Linked DNA regions of Homo sapiens: region 1 is linked to region 2. A link is a loop called in an ENCODE intact Hi-C map of the cell type or tissue named here. Cell type or tissue: Caco-2. All regions are shown on one strand. Each heading gives the region's core, and the rest is flanking DNA. Links, peaks and the distances in the headings are about the cores only.

Evidence for each region. A loop is a pair of places that touch in the nucleus more often than their neighbours do. Peaks named below come from ENCODE experiments on the same cell type or tissue, not always from the same donor. Only the 100,000 strongest peaks of a DNase experiment are listed, where the experiment ranks them.
Region 1: a loop joins it to region 2, with 2.5 times the contacts of the local background. A loop is called at or near these places in 3 of 110 quality-filtered maps.

The regions. Positions count from the first base shown.
Region 1 is chr17:45,778,870-45,787,196 of GRCh38, forward strand. All of the region lies in intron 3 of LINC02210-CRHR1 (LINC02210-CRHR1 readthrough), which reads left to right. It overlaps CRHR1 (corticotropin releasing hormone receptor 1), which reads left to right and starts at 5,451. Exons shown (of 13, transcript NM_004382.5): 1 at 5,451-5,708. The coding sequence starts at 5,676. RefSeq lists an enhancer at 6,178-6,678. In Caco-2, for the core only: CTCF peaks have their summits at 4,501 (motif pointing right) and 4,705; a DNase peak (open chromatin) is centred at 5,257; H3K4me3 peaks cover 1,946 bases; H3K27me3 peaks cover 440 bases.
Region 2 is chr17:45,636,100-45,644,426 of GRCh38, forward strand. All of the region lies in intron 3 of LINC02210-CRHR1 (LINC02210-CRHR1 readthrough), which reads left to right. All of the region lies in intron 5 of LINC02210 (long intergenic non-protein coding RNA 2210), which reads left to right. It also overlaps the pseudogene ARF2P. Among named protein-coding and RNA genes, the nearest start is that of LINC02210-CRHR1, 20 kb to the left of the region's middle. In Caco-2, for the core only: a CTCF peak has its summit at 4,450 (motif pointing right); a DNase peak (open chromatin) is centred at 4,452.

The DNA.
Region 1 (8,327 bases), core at 157-8,156, 140 kb after region 2:
CTAAGTGAGAGAATGAAGAACATCACACCCCTTATCCAAAGGCCTGGAAAACCCACAGCCCCTCCCCTGCAACCCCCCAGCCTCATCCCATCTCCTGTTCCCAGCCGACCAGCCCCCTCCCCTGCAGCCCCCCAGCGTCATCCCATCTCCTGTTCCCATCAGACCAGCCCCCTCCCCTGCCCTATACTTGTTCCTTGGGCTCTGTCTCTAAGCGACCCTCCCGCCTTGAAAGTCTCCCTCTCTCACATGTCCATACCCACTTCCTTCAATACCCAGCTCCCAACCCACCTCTTCCAGAAAAATCTTTCCTCTGACAAAGGGGGTGAGCTCAAAGCCAGATCACCTCTTTCCCCAACTGAATTACCTATTGTGACCTCCACAACCCCATGCCAAACTAAGCACACTGCCAGGCAGATCTAGGTGAATAGTAACAATGACAATGACGATCATTCATAATATTGAATAATAAAAATAGCAAACATTTGAAGCATTTACTATGTGCTAGGCACTGCGCTAAGCACTTTACGTATTTTAATTCCTCTATCAAATGCCGGTTGGCCACATGGGATTAAACACCTGCCTCTGCCTCCAAACCCCAGCACAAGCATCACCTCCTTGGTAGAGTCTTCCCCATTGGTCTCAGGCAGAATTAATATTCCTGCCTCCACACCCGCAGTGCCTGGTCTATTGTTGACCTAATTTCACTAGCTCTTAATTATTTATCAAAGTGGCTGCTTCCCATTCCAGCCTGTGAACATCTTGAGGGCCAGGACCCTGTTATATTTATCTTTATTAGCCTCAGTGTCCAACAGTGACTGGTACCTAGTTGCTCCTCATTAAATGTTTGTTGAATGAATGCACAGATGAATGGAGTAATTAATACAATATCCCCCAATGTTCATGGGATTTTAAAGAGGCCACTTTCCTAGCCTCATGCTTCACAAACATTCCAGACCAGTGCTACTCCAAGCATGATCTACAGACCGGCACCTGTCTGCAAACTGTGTTGCCAGTTTATGACCTGGTAAGTGCAGAAATTGAGCATAAGCATTTAGACTTTTTTTTTTTTTTTTTTTTTTTTGGAGTGAGAGTTTTGCTCTTGTCACCCAGGCTGGTGTGCAATGGCGTGATCTCAGCGCACTACAACCTACGCCTCCTGGGTTCAAGCGATTCTCCTGCCTCAGCCTCCCAAGTAGCTGGGATTACAGGCATGCGCCACCATGCCCAGCTAATTTTATATTTTTAGTAGAGATGGGGTTTCTCCATGTTGGTCAGGCTGGTCTCGAACTCCCAACCTCAGGTGATCTGCCTGCCTGGGCCTCCCAAAGTGCTGGGATTATAGGCGTGAGCCATGGCACCCGACCCATGGCTCATATTTAATCTCCACAACTATTGCTATCATCCTATTTTTCAGGGGGAACTGAGGCTTATTGAAGTTAAGCAACTCCCCAAGGTCCTAGAGAGCAGTGGTAGGGCAGAGGTGGTGACCCAAGCACTTTGATCCACAGCTCACGCCTCAGCCACATCACTGGCAGAGAGTCAAGGGACTCAACAGAAACATTCATGCTAACTTCTCGGGTTCTGGAAAGCTCTATGCAGGAGGTGATGTTTGTTCTGAGCCTTGAAGAAGGCATAATGGGGAGGGGCATTCCAAGGCAGAGGCACACAGGAGGCAACCGCGTGAGGGGAGTCTGGTGAGGTTGGGCCGGGTGCGGTGGCTGGTTTCAAACTCCTGACTTCAGGTGATCCACCCTTCTCAGCCTCCCAAAGTGCTGGGATTACAGGTGTGAGCCACTGCACCTAGCTACATTTTGACATTTTTAAGCCATTAGACAGAATAGTTTTATGTCCATTTGATGTGCTAGTGTTTAAAACAGGGCTTTCATTTTGTCTTTTTTTCTTTCTTTCTTTCTTTCTTTTTTTCTTTTTTTTTTTGACTGAGTCTCACTCTGTTGCCCAGGCTGGAGTGCTGTGGCAGGATCTGGGTTCACTGCAACCTCCTCCTCCCAGGTTCCAGCGATTCTCCTGCCTCAGCCTCCCAAGTAGCTGGGATTACAGGCTCGTGCCACTATGCCCGGCTAATTTTTGTACTTTTAGTAGGGATAGGGTTTCACCATGTTGGCCAGGCTAGTCTCAAACTCCTGACCTCAAGTGATCCACCTGCCTTGGCCTCCCAAAGTACTGGGATTACAGGCAATGAGCCACCACATCTGGCCTTTTATTGCATTTTTCTAATAATTCATTCCCGCAGTGTTTTGCAATCGCATTGGCCTGTGACAGATTAGAAATTTTAAAATACAGAACCAGTTCTTTGCCACAGTTGTCTGAGAAGTATGGTTCCAGACCAGCAACCTCCCGGGGATGGTTAAGCCAGTGGAACCCCACAGGTAGGAAGTGCCTATTCAGCCCTGCCTCCCTGGGTCTCACCCATCATTACATCAAATCTGTCTCTCCTACTGTTGGGAAGGACATGTGATTGTCTTTTATTCCTGTTTGGAATCCTCACATTTCTCCTGTCTTCCAAATCTGGCAGATTAAATGAATGAAAGCTGATTCTGCTGCTGGCTGGACAGGAAGGGGTGAGAAGGCAAGGGAGGGATGGGATGAGAAGAGAGTTTGGAAAAGGCCATCCTGGGAAAAGAATGCTGGAATGGAGTAGGAGCCTATCCTGAGGAGGGTGTGCAGAGGCTGCTCTGGCTGGGGCTGAGGGAAGGAAGGGTGTAGGAGGGAGGGACAGGGCAGACACTAGCACCTTCACCAAGCCCAGCAGATGAGAGCCAGGCCCTTGAAGGTGAAAGGAAGTAGTTTCAGGACAAATGAAAGGGGATATTGAACCTTTTTACAGAAGGAATGTTAAACGCCAAACTTTCATAACCCCCCTGAGGCTGCCAAGGCCAAAACTATAAATAAGTAGGTCGAGGAATTAGGCAGAAGCCTCCTCCCCTGACCTGTCCGTCAGCGGGATGTGGTGGGGTGGAGGTTAAGTCAGTGAAATCAACACAGACAGGATGAAATGAGCTATCTGTAGACGCCACTTCAGAAAGCGAGAAGGTCTGACTCCTGGGCAAAAAAGTCAGGAAGAGCAAGACTTGATTGCAGTCCAATCAATGGCATTAGCATATTTAAAGATCATGTCAAGGGGAGGATAATGGGGCTCAGAGAGGCAAAATTTGATGGTGTTTATTAAGCAGAGAGAAACACAGAAGCTGGAGCCGTCTAGTCCTTAGAGAGTGTGCTCCAAGGTGGGACCAGGGAGGGAGCAAGGCCTTGGCTGGGCCTGGGCAAAGCTACCAGAGGACCAACCGGCTTCCTCTCCTCTGATTCCACAGCCTACTGCTGCTGGTGAATTTCTGATCAAGAATTCTGCTCCCCACAAAGAACTGCCTAGAGGGTGGGACCAAGCCACCCCTCACACTTGAGCATCCAGTCCACTCCATCGTGATGATGATGATGATCATAGTATTGGTGACTACAGCTAACCCTCATTAAGCTCTCACTATGTGCCAGGCTCCGTTCCAAGCTCTTTACAAATACCAACTCCTTCAAACTCCCCAACCACCCTCAGAAGTAGCGTTTCTACCCCGATTTTATAGATGAGAAAATTGAGGCATTGTTAAATAACTCTCCAAGTTTATACAGCTTGTAAGTGGAAAAGCCAAGATTCAAACTCAGGCCATCTGACTCCAGAACCTGCACATCAGACTGCCCCGCACTTAACTGTTGTTGGTAACAGTTAGTTGTCCATCTGCTTAGCATGTCCATCCCTTCTGGGGTTGGCTGGGGCAAGTCAGGGCCCAACTCGGCACAGCCAGCTCCGGAGCACTAACCTAATGGGGGTTTTGCAAGACTCGGGACTGTGTGCTTCACCTGGAAAGTGCCAGGTGTGTGGATAAGCCATGTGAGCAGCTGGCTTCCTGGGCAATGCCCCTCCCCACTTCAGTGTCCCAGGCCCCTTTAGGGCCCAGCCCTCCAGGCACTGTGAGCTGGGAATGAGGTGAAGGAGGACTAGGCTTACCCTCTGTGTGCCTCCATTTTCTCACCAGTAAACTGTGTGTGTTGGATCTTACGATCTTCTAAAATAACTCCAGCTCCAAATGAAGGCCAGTGGACCCATGAACACGCTGGCTCTTGCCCAGTGTGCTGAGAAGAGGGCAGGAGGGAGGAGTAGGGTGGGCACGGCAGGGCACAGGGTGCAGGGCAGGTGGGTTCAGTTTGATTTCAAAGCCGACTGCCCGCCGCCCCAGGTGCTCTGGTGTACCCAATAGGGGCTGCATTGGCCAGGCGGCCTAGGCTCTGCGGGTGGAGTGAAGATTTCTCTACCTCCCAGTTTCTCCCTTTTCAGCTCTGGTAGGAGAGAGGAAGAGTGAAGAGGAAGTCAAAAGTTCTGTTCATCTGGAAGGGCTGGGAGTTGCTTCCTGGGATGGGGAGCTCCGAAGCCAATTCAGAAGACGGCCCCGGGGTCTGGCGGGGAGGCCCACCGCTGCCCAGAGGGCTCGGCCGGCCGGGAGGGGGCGCTGTGTCCTCCCCACGCCCTGCCCGCGGGCTCCTAGCAGCGTTCGCCGCGCTGCAACGCAATGCGCGCCCGGCTTTCCCCTGGGCAGCGTTCAGTGCCCGCTTGTCCTGCAGGGCACCGCCGTCTCCCTTTCATCCTGGGGCTCCCAGGTCCAAAGGGTTCCCAGATCCAGCCTCTTGCCTGAACCAAAGTGGCCAGGCACTCAGTTTGTAAGATGAACAAATGAAGGAAAGAAGGAACGAATGAATAAGGGCTCATCTTGCAGAGCGTTCGCGTCTCAGCGCGCACCAGGCACATCAGTGCCAAAGGTGCTGGGGGTCGGGCCCAGCGCCCGGCGCGGCTGGAATGGGGGCGGCGAGGAGCTCCTCCTAGCCAGCCGCAGGGCGGGAACTGCCCAAACGCAGGTCGCAGCCTCACTGGGTTCCGCGGCGGCTCCGCTCAGTAGGGACCGCCCTGTTCCCTAGCCCCCAATAGCCTCGCCCTCATAAATTCACCTGAGCACCCTGGCCCAAGTCACCCCAGATCCCTGGGACTTCCCAGGCCCCGACCTCGGCCGGGCGGGAGGCTGATCCTTTACCGCGGCCCCCTTCCCCCATTCCCGGCTTCTCCCCGGGCTGCGGCGGCCGCCACTGCTGCCAGCGCGCCCCGAGGACTGCCGCAAACCCCGGGCGCAGGGAAAGGGGATCCTGGCGGCGGGACACAGAGAGCGGGCCGGGGGAAGGGGAGGGAACGGAGGAGGCGAGGAGGAGCTGGGAGGGAGCCGAGGGGCGAGGCGCGGAGGAGGGACCGAAGGGGAGCGGAGGGGAGAGGGAGGGGGAGGAAGGGGAGGGGACGAGCTGGGCGAGGGGGCGGGGAGCCGAGGCGAGGAGCGGCGCGGACCGTGGGGGAGGTGGCGGGGGCGAGGCCGGCAAGAGGCGGCCGCGGGCCGGGCTGCGTCGGGAAACGGCGGCCAGACTTCCCCGGGAAGGGGCGAGCGAGAGCCGGGCCGGGCCGGGCCGGGCCGCGGGGCCGGGAAGCGCCGAGCCGGGCATCTCCTCACCAGGCAGCGACCGAGGAGCCCGGCCGCCCACCCCGTGCCGCCCGAGCCCGCAGCCGCCCGCCGGTCCCTCTGGGATGTCCGTAGGACCCGGGCATTCAGGACGGTAGCCGAGCGAGCCCGAGGATGGGAGGGCACCCGCAGCTCCGTCTCGTCAAGGTAACAGCCCGCCGGCCATCCCTCGAGCGCTGGCGCCCCCGGCCCCTGGCGGACGCGGGACGGGGCTGGGCTGTGGGTGTGATGGGGGCGGGGGCGCTGGGAGAGCCGTGCTTAGGTCGGGGAAGGCTGGGCTCCGGGGCAGCCTAACTCTCTGGACCTTTGGAGCCAGGGTTGGGTAGGCAGGGGGAGACTCAGGTGAGAAAAGAAATCGTGGCGAAGCCGCCGGGATGTTGGCGGAGGAGGGGGTCCGCCCACCCGGGTAGCCGGCTCCGCGCCAAGAATCGCTCTAGGCTCTCGGGCAGACGCCTAGGGGAGGGGAGGTTCCACCTCCCACGCCCTTCCTGCAGACCTCGGCCCCGGGACTGGAGACTCTGAAGCGGGGTTCCCACCTCGCCCCAGCGCCCCCAAACAGCTCCCCGACTCCGCACGCCCCCGCCCTAGTCTTGGGAGCGCGTCCTGCCCCTTCCCCTCCGCGGCGAGCTGCGAGTCCGGAGAGATGAATGCCGCCCGCGCCTGCGAGCCCTTGATCAATATCGCAGTCTCGGGGGAGGAGACGGTGCCTCTGGCGGCAGTTCCTGTTCCCCGACCGCGGCTGGGAGCGCGACGCTCGTTCTCCGAGCCTGGGCACCCGCGATCCCCGCGCTGCGCGGCCGACCCTGCGACGCGGATCGGGCGCTGGAGTTTAGGAAAGTAGCCAGACCGCACGTCCAGCGTCTGCCCGCTGAAGTTCGTGGGCGGTGGGGGCGGCCCGCGGGTTGTGTGAGCCAGGGAAGGGCCGGGAGGCCGGCAGTCCGGCCCGCCGCTCGTGTCAGGCGTCACTTGCAGCCCCAAGCGCTTTCCAGAGCGTTTTGGTTTTGCAGGGTATAGGCGCGCCCGCTGCAGCCGGCCGGAGAGGCGGGTGGGCCTCTGCGCTGCTGCCGGGACACCCCGCTTCGCGCCAGTCTGGGCATCGCCTCACCCGGGGCTCGGGACTCCGCAGGGTCCGCTCCAGCCACAAACATAGACACCAGCTTGACCCGGCTCAGGGCATTCAGAGCGATTACATTCAAGAGACTTCGGTGGATTTGGGGGAGGGGTGCGGATTGGCGGAATTTCATTTTTCCATCAGTTATTAAACCAACTGTACGTATACCGGCTTACCAAGTGGTTTGAGTTAAACCACCAAGATTTTTAAATGCAGCAGCTGCTGCTTCCTTAGTTGAGACGTTACAAGTTACTGAGATTTTTCTCTAATCCTGCCCCTCCCCAAATATTTATAAATTGATTCTTAAAATGATCAAGGGTTGGTCTTACTGAACCCACATCCCCTCCCCCATCCGTTACCTGAGGGCTAGGGATGAACTCAGATTATTTTCTGGGCGTTCGAGGAGACAGACAGGTGAGGAAGGTAGAAGAAAAACATCCAGAGAGGTCGAGTAGTTGGCACTGAATGGGAATAGTTTCCAAAAGGCTCGCGTGTACCGAAGCCTGGTCTAAATGCACAAACCAGTTAGACCAAATTCAGTCTTTTAAATGGATTCAAAGAACTGAACTGCGGGTGTTTTCTTTTCTTTTTTTTTTTTTCAGGTTTACGCGGAAATAGATCAATGTTCTTTTTCTGGCCTTTCATAGAATTGTGTGCAAATCTCTGTTTAGAATGATCATGTTTTCCTTAAAAAAGTCTTTTTATTTCCTTTGTTCCTACTAGATGGTGGGGTGTTTGCCCTTTATGCCTGGCCTAATAAACTCAGTAGGCATTCAATAAATTCCAGATGAATGTGGGGCAGTGAGTGAATGGCCAGCGAATGCTGGTTTCAAACGTTGGTTACAATTAAATAGTTGCTTTTCTTCTTTTATTTATGTAGCATGTACAATTCACTGGGCATTATTCTACCTGCTTTGCAAATATTAAGTCATTTAGTCCTCCTAACAGCCCTAGGAAGTAGGAATTATTCCTGAGACACAGAGAGGCTAAGTAACTGGTTCAAGGTCACACAGCCAGTGAGTAGTGAAGTCAGAATTCAAACCCAGACACTCTGATAAAAGGCTTTGTTTTGTTTGCTTTTACCAGAAAATATCCTTTTTTTTTTTTTTTTTTTTCAAGACAGGGTCCCACTCTGTCGCCCAGGTTGGAGTGTAATGGTGTGATCATGGCTCACTGAAGCCTCAACCTCCCTAGGCTCTGGTGATCCTCCCACCCCAGCCTCCAGAATAGCTGGGACCACAGGCATGCACCACCACACCCAGCTAATCTTTGTATTTTTTGTAGAGATGGGGTTTCCCCATATTGCCCTGGCTGGTCTCAAACTCCTGGGCTCAAGCGATCAGCCAGCCTCGGCCTCCCAAAGTGCTAGGATTACAGGCATGAGCCACCATGCCCGGCCATTACCAGAAAATATTCGAAGCCACCTAAATCTCACTCTAGAGCTCAGCCAGATGAGAGCTCAGGTAGTTTTGTCAGCATGAGAGTACAAATCTAGGGGATTTAGGGTTAATCCCAAATCCAGCTCCATCCCCAACAAGTCAGCCAGTGTTGGGAAAGGGTCCACTCTGGGGCCTATATTGTGGGCCTCACACTATAACAGTTACAGAGTCCTGGGGGAAAATGTGTGTGAATGGGGAGAGACAGGGTGTGTGAAA
Region 2 (8,327 bases), core at 35-8,034:
TTGGCTGTGACATTGAGAGTAAAAAAGTAAGGATAATTTCAAGCTTTTTGGCCTGAGCAACTGGAAGGTTGGAGTTGCCATCAACAGAGAAGACTGTGGGTTTGGGCACGTTTAACAGGGAAGAGCATATTTCGCTATATGGATACAACAGTATACATTGACTTTTGAATGTTCTTTTTCAAGGATCTCCCTAATACTATGAACGCGGCAGAGATAACGGACAAGCTCGGCCTCCATTCCCTCCGCTACAGAAACTGGCACATTCAGGCTACTTGTGCCACTACTGGACATGGGCTTTACGAAGGCCTGAACTGGCTCGCCAACCAGTTCCAGAACCAGAACTGATCAGAAGGATCTATTCTTTGTGCCTTGTGGCCACATCAGCTAGCCTCTGCTGTGTGCACGTGTACGTGTGTGCTGGGAGTGGAGGCAGCTTTCTCACAGTGCCTTATCCATGCCATAAGAAAAGCAGTGTTACATTTTAAGAAACCCAGTGTTAAGTTTTAAACACCACCTTCCATTTCAGTAGCTTTGATGATCATTTTTGCAATTGATGGAGAAGTCCAGAGGGCTTGCTGGTGCTCGAAGGCCAGAGCGGGCTTCATGGAGGCGAGTTGGAGCGGGGACTGAGTTCAGCTGTTGCAATCCTGGTCTGGCGTCTGGAGTCCTGTTAGTCTTTGGCATCCTTTCGTAAAAAGGAAGGAATTGTCATTCTTTTTTTTTTAAAACCATATTTTTACTGTACCTTTTCATGTTTATTTATTTTTTATTAAAAAAATTTTTTTTGAAACAGCCTCCCACTCTGTCGCCCAAGCTGGAGTGCAGTGGTGCGATCTCAGCTCACTGCAACCTCCGTCTCTCGGGCTCAAGCAATCCTCCCACCTCAGCCCCCTGAGTAGCTGAGACTATGGGTGTGCACCACCACACCTGGCTAATTTTTGTATTTTTTGTGGAGACAGGGTCTTGCCATGTTGCCCAGGCTGGTCTGTAACTCCTGAGCTCAAGGGATCCACCCACCTCAGCCTTCCAAAATGCTGGGATTACAGGCATGAGCCACTGCGCTACCGAGAAATCGTCATTCTTTACCACCACTGCTGCAGCTAGCAGCTCACTCTTCAGTGCTTTAAGCAAATGATCCTCAGGAAAGAAAAGGTATTTGCTTATTGCAGGTGCAAAGAGGCTCAGATTGGAACTTTTCCCTGAAACTATATTGTAGCCCAGAGTTCCTGATGTAAGACGCTTTATTTAAAGACATCCGTGAGCTTTTTCACTGGCATATCAATACTTCATAACACTAGGAAGGTATCCAGCCTTTTCCTTATGCTAGTTCCTTCCCTTATTTGCCAGATGGGGACCCTGTGGGGAGGTGACCCAGTGTGAGGCCGAAGCTCTTTCCCAGAGCCCCACAGGCCAGTGGAGGGTCGTGTTTGTGCTCTGGGCATCACCGTCTTGGGTCTCGGTCCCCTGCGACTGCAGCTGCTACATCCCTCCCTGCTCTGAGATAAATGTTCTTCCCATGAAGCAGACGGTTCACTTTTGGGATGGCGCTGTCTCCAGGTTTGGCTGTCTCAGTCCAGATGATGTTTGGTTAGTTTCCATTCCCAGAACCACAAGCCTTTGAGTTCTGAAAGTTTGTGACAGAATCAAGAGGCTAATTTGGGAGATGTGAGATTCCCAGCCCACCTGGTATTGCCCTCGAGTTAGTGGTAAATTTTGCTATGGAAAATATCTCTTGTCAAGACCAAGCTCCGGCGCATTGCCTCCCTCTTTTGGATGGCCATGGCATCTCATGAACCACTTGGAAATGTGTTTTATGTTGTTCTCCAAATATTAATAAAAATATCCCGGAGAGGAGGTTCACTAAGTAGCCTAGAGCTCGTTTGTCCAGACAATTGTTGGCCATATTAGTACCTAAGCACTTCTATTTAAACTTTTTCTTCTTTTTTTTTTTCTTTTTGAGATGGAGTCTTGCTCTATCACCCTGGCTAGAGTACAGTGGCGTGATCTTGGCTCACAGCAACCTCTGCCTCCCGGGTTCAAGCGATTCTCCTGCCTCAGCCTCCTGAGTAGCTGGGACTATAGGCGCCCGCCACCACGCCCAGCTAAATTTTGTATTTTTAGTAGAGACAGGGTTTCATCATGTTGGCCAGGCTGGTCTTTAATTCCTGACCTCAAGTGATTCACCTGCCTCGGCCTCCCAAAGTGCTGGGATTATAGGCGTGAGCCACCACGCCTGGCCTATTTAACCTTCTAAAACTACTTTTTCAAGAAATATTTATTCGAATTATAGAAGATTGGCCAGGCACAGTGGCTCATGCCTGTAATCCCAGCACTTTGGGAGGCCAAGGTGGGAGAGTCGCTTGAGCCCAGAGTTTGAGATCAGCCTGGGCAACATGGCAAGAACCTGTCCCAAATTTAATATAATAAATTTTAAATAAAATTTTAAAAATAAAATTAAATAAAAAATTATACAGGAGGGCCATGTCAGGTGAATTTTAACTGAAGCAAACCTTATTTATTCATAACAATGAAGTTTATATTACTAGGAAAAAATTTCATTCCATGATAAATGTGTGGTATCATGTTTTTCTTCAAAATATTGAATTTAAAGAATGTTCATTGCAATACTGGCAACTAAGTCCAGATTTGCTTTTTAACCATGGAGTAATTTCTGAGAAATATTTGTTTTATTTTATTTTATTTTATTTTATTTATGTTATTTATGTTATTTATGTTATGTTATGTTATGTTATGTTATGTTATGTTATGTTATGTTATGTTATTTTTTTGAAACAGAGTCTTGCTCTTGTTGCCCAGGCTGGAGTGCAATGGTGTGATCTCTGCCTCCTGGGTTCAAGCGATTCTCCTGCCTCAAGCTCCTGAGTAGCTGGGATTACAGGCGCCCTCCACCACGCCCGGCGAATTTTTGTATCTTTAGTAGAGACAGGGTTTCACCACGTTGGCCAGGTTGGTCTTGAACTCCTGACCTCATGATCCGCCTGCCTCGGCCTCCCAAAGTGTTGGGATTACAGGTGTGAGCCACCGCACCCGGCCTCTGAGAAATATTTAGATTGTACGCCTCAAATGGGCAGGGACTGTGTCTTACACTTTTGTATTTATGCTACAGCTTACCTAATACAGTGCCAGGCCTCGTTAAACACTTATTGATTGCTCAGACGATAAAGAACTTGCTTTGGAAGGAGGAGAGGATAGTCATGTGCTTCTGAATGTATTGAACTTCTTGAAATCTCTTTCCTCATCAATTTTAGCAGAGTTTCTATTGAAACTCCTAGGGTGTGTTTATGGAAGACAAACTGAGATGTGCTGTCCCAGCCTTAGGCCCTGGCAGTACGCCTTGCCTTTTCACGGCACACCCACTACAGCCTTTCCCACACTGTGACACTGGAGCTGGTGAGTCAAAGTAAGTATAAGTGGGGAGCACTTTTCAGTACAGTAGTTTTAAGGAAAGACTTGGGTCTCTGAAAGCCATGTTTGCATCCCTGCCATGTCCCTCACTGGCTGCTAGCCTCAGGCCACTGACTCTTAGCCTCTGTATCTCGGAGCCTCAGTTTGCTTAACTGTTAAATGGGGATACTGATACCTGCCTCATAGAGTTATGAGGATTAAGTGTCTCCTACCTTTGAATGTCTTGCTCCGGTGTTTCCCTGGAGATATCTTGTCCAAGTATGAACAGCAGTGCTGGCCACAAACTCATCAGCATTATTATTATTATTATTATCATTATCATTATTATTATTATTATTATTGAGACAGAGTTTCACTCTGTCACCCAGGCTGGAGTGCAGTGGCACAATCTCAGCTCACTGCAACCTCTGCCTCCTGGGTTCAAGCGATTCTCGTGCCTCAGCTGCCCGAGTAGCTGGGATTACAGGCGTGCACCACCACATCTGGCTAATTTTTGTATGAGTAGTAGAGACGGGGATGCACTATGTTGGCCAGGCTGGCCTTGAACTCCTGACCTCAAGCGATCTGCCCGCCTTGGCCTCCCAAAGTGCTGAGATTACAGGCGTGAATCACTGCGCCTGGCCACTTTTAAAACATTTCTATCACCCTGAAAAGAAACCCTGTACCCTTTAGCAGTCACTCCTCATTTCCCCTGTCCTCCGCAGCACTGGGCAACCACTAACCACTGACCTACTTCCTGTCTCTAGATCTGGTGGAGATGCTTTTTAAACTTTTTTTTACTACCCTGTGGTCCCTGAGGAGCATTACACTGAGAAGTTTTCTCCTATTTTGTCTTTCATTCTCCACATCCTCTTTTGTTCTAGTGCATGGCATGGGAAGCCCTCTCTAGGAGGATGCTGTGGCCACACAAGTGCTGGACGAACCGCTGGAGTAGGTGACTTCCAAGGTGTCCTGATGTAGTAGCTATTAGACAAGCTCCTGCATTTGGCCAGTAATTAGCATGCTGCTGCACATTGCCACTAGGTGGTGCTGCTGCTCCATTCCCAAGTAACCCACATGCATCCCTGGCTGGGGTCAGCCTTGGGGTTTCCCAAGTGTAGAGGAATCCATCTCTGTGCCTGTGGTAATGGCTGGACACCAGGAGAGACCCAGAAAACAGGGATATCCTAGAAGAGAAAGGCAAAATAAGCACTCAGAGCAGAGGACATTTGAGTGTCAATAATGAAGGTGGCAGCAGTAATCATGGCTATCATTTACTAAAAATAGTGGATATTGGCCAGACATGGTGGCTCACACCTGTAATCCCAGCATTTTGGGAGACCAAGGTGGGTGGATCACTTGAGGTCAGCAGTTCGAGACCAGCCCGGCCAACATGGTGAAACTATCTACTAAAAATACAAAAATTAGCCAGGTGTGGTGGTGCACGCCTGTAGTCCCAGCTACTTGGGAGGCTGAGGAAGGAGAATCACTTGAACCTGGGAGGTGGAGGCTGTAGTGAGCTGAGATCGCATCACTGCACTCCAGCCTGGACAACAGAGCAAGACTGTCTCAAAAAAAAAAAGTAGATACTGTGCTAGTCACTTGATACACATCATCTCTGATCTTTGCACTGAGCGAGGCATGTGTATTATGTCTGCATTACAAAAGGGGAAAAATTAAGGTTCAAGAAGATAAAGTCACCAGGCATGGTGGCGCATGCCTGTGATCGCAGCACTTTAAGAGGCTGAGACAGGCGGATTGGTTGAATCCAGGAGTTCAAGACCAGCCTGGGCAACATAGTGAGACCTCATCTCTACAAAAAAAATAAAATTAGCTGGGTGTGGTGGTGTGTGCCTGTAGTCACAGCTCCTCGGGAGGCTGATGTGGAAGGATCACTTGAGCCCGGGAGATAGAGGCTGCAGTGAGATGAGACTGAGCCATTGCACTCAGCCTAGGCAACAGAGTGAGACCCTGTCTCAAAACAAAACAGAAATAACAAAAAATAAGGTGACTTGCTGGAGGCCACATGGCTGTGAGCCAAATACAGGTCTGGGTTATCAGGGCTCACATACTTCTAAGTACACCCTACTGCCTTGGAATCTGCTGAAGACCAAGCCCCTGCCCCCAAGCCATGGCAAAGAAGGAGGGAAGGAAGCAAAGGTGCCCAGCGGGGACAACTCGGGGAGGGGCGAGGTGCCCAGGGCCCAGGAAGGCCAAGCAGCATGTGGCAGGGCAGCATCAGGTGACTCCCAAGAAGGAATGAGGAGAGGATATGAGGAAAGAGCCACAGCACAGAGGCCTGCTGTTAGGTCAGCGGAGACCACGGCCCATGGGACCTGGATCTACCCTTGATGCTAACAATGTTCTTTGGGGAAAAAATCTATAATCACAAAGTTTCTGCAACTGGACTGTAGTCATGGTTGCAGAACTGTATAGATTTACTAGGAACCATCAAATTGTTCACTTACAATGGGTAAATTGTACAGTACATAGGTTATCCCTCAGTAAAGCTGTATGAAATTTATAGTCATGAAACTAATAGTGACAAACGAGCTGGGTAAGTAGGTCTCAGCTGTTCTGTAGGCACTTTGAGAAGAGGAAGAGTAGCATCTCGGTTTTAATAAAAGAAAGCCTGGCCCATGGCGTCCAGCTTCTGCTTGAATACTTTCAGTGCCCGGGAGCTCAGTATCTCAAAGCAGCCCACTCCTGTTTAAGAGAACTCTAAACCTTAGAATGTTGAAATACATCATTATTATTCTAGTACTGCTGTGAAAAATAAATGTCTTTGTTTTGCCACATAACATTTCTCTGAGAGCTTGAGGACAGTTATTGCATTTTCCCAAGTCATTTTTATCTCAGACAGAATTCCCTGATGACCTGTAGGTTTTTTGTTTTTTTGTCTTGTTTTGTGTGTGTGTGTGTGTGTGTGTGTGTGTGTGTGTGTGTGTGTGTGTGTGTGTGTTTTGGAGATGGAGTCTCTGTCGCCCAGGCTGGAGTGCGGTAGCATGATCTTGGCTCACTGCAGCCTCCACATTCCGAGTTCAAGCAATTCTCCTGCCTCAGCCTCCCAAATAGCTGGGATTACAGGCGTGAGCCGCCACACCTGGCTAATTTTTGTATTTTTAGTAGAGATGGAGTTTCACCACATTGGCCAGGCTAGTCTCGAACTCCTGGTTTCAGGTGATCCGCCCTCCTCGGCCTCCCAAAGTGCTGAAATTACAGGTGTGAGCCATTGTACTTGGCTCTCCTTGTGTTTTTTACAGGACAAGATTTCCAGCCTCTCCCATTCTCCCATTCTCCTGGTAGCTCTCCAGGAGCTACCCCTTTGATCTGTCCACATCCTTCTTAAAATGTGGGGACCCATGGGGAACCTGAGATTCTGCAGATGCCAGCCCAGTGCTGTGTGGTTAACAATTTGGATCCTAGCATTAAGACCCCGGGTTCAAATCCTTGCTCCACTGTAGGCCAGCTGTGTGACCATGGTTAAAAACATCTACCTTACTGAGCTCTAATGTCATCATCTAAGTTATTGTGAGGATTGTACTGACCCACACTTTCTATCTGCCCAATCCCTTGAGGTGGGCTCAACCTGGGTTGGCAATGGTTGGGCAAGGGAGAGCGATCAAAACAGCAAACTGTCACACTGCTGATAAGCCAAGCAGAGACACAGCCACCATTAGGAGAAGGGGCTCTTCCATCTCTATCTATCAGGCTTTTCTCTCATGGAGCTGTAACCCCTGGTAAAGGAGGTGAGGAACTTGCTGGGGGGAGCACACAAACACCTGCTGATGTGCCTGACTTGGATACCCAGGAAGTTGCTGGCTTTCTCTTCCTTTCCCCAACATTTTTATTTGTTTGTTTGAGGCAGAGTCTTGCTCTGTCACCCAGCCTGGAGTGCAAAGGCGTGATCTTGGCTGAGTGCAATGGCATGATCTTGGCTCACTGCAACCTCCGCCTCCTGAGTTCAAGTGATTCTCCTGCCTCAGCCTCCTGAGTATTTGGGACTACAGGCGTGCGCCACCTCACCCGGCTAATTTTTGTATATTTAGTAGAGATGGGGTTTTGTCATGTTGGCCAGGCTGGTCTCGAACTCCTGACCTCAGGGGATCCACCCGCCTCGGCCTCCCAAAGGGTTGGGATTACAGGCATGAGCCACTGCGCCTGGCTGGCATTTTTTTTTTTCAACATAGTCTCCTCTTGATCTCATCCTTTGTCCACTGCACAAACCCCTCCCCAAAACGATCCCCAAGGAGGGGGGCTCCCGAACTAGATCATCCTAGGGTAGGCCTACCCGGTTCAATCTTAGCCGGGTCTATGGTGCCATCTGATTGAAATCTAACTTGACTCTCTTCTCACTGACCTCTTCGGGGTCCCAGGGGTGTAAACATCCTGCAGCCTTCCGCCAGCCTTGTGTCTTCAATGTTCCCCTCCATTCATGACTCTCCTCACTGTATTTCTACTAACTTACTCTTACATACAAAACAGATCTTTCCCCCTTCCTGTACATCAGATATCATTTTGGATCGATACTACACCCAAGGCTGGGTGTGGTGGCTCATGCCTGTAATCCCAGCACTTTGGGAGGCCGAGGCAGGCAGATTACTTGAGGTCAGGAGTTTGAGACCAGCCTGGCCAACATGGTGAAACCCCATCGCTACTAAAAATACAAACTTAGCCAGGCATGGTGGCGCGCGCCTGTAGTCCCAGCTACTTGGGAGGCTGAGAAATGAGAATCACTTGAACCCAGGAGGTGGAGGCTACAGTGAGCCAAGACTTCACCACTGCACTCCAGCCTGGGCAACAGAGGAAGACCTTGTCTCAAAAAAAAAAAAAAAAAGAAAAAAGAAAAAGAAAGCAGACTACACCCCCGGGTACTTACATAAATGAGATCATTTCTGTAAACACAGCGCAGTAGCAGCATC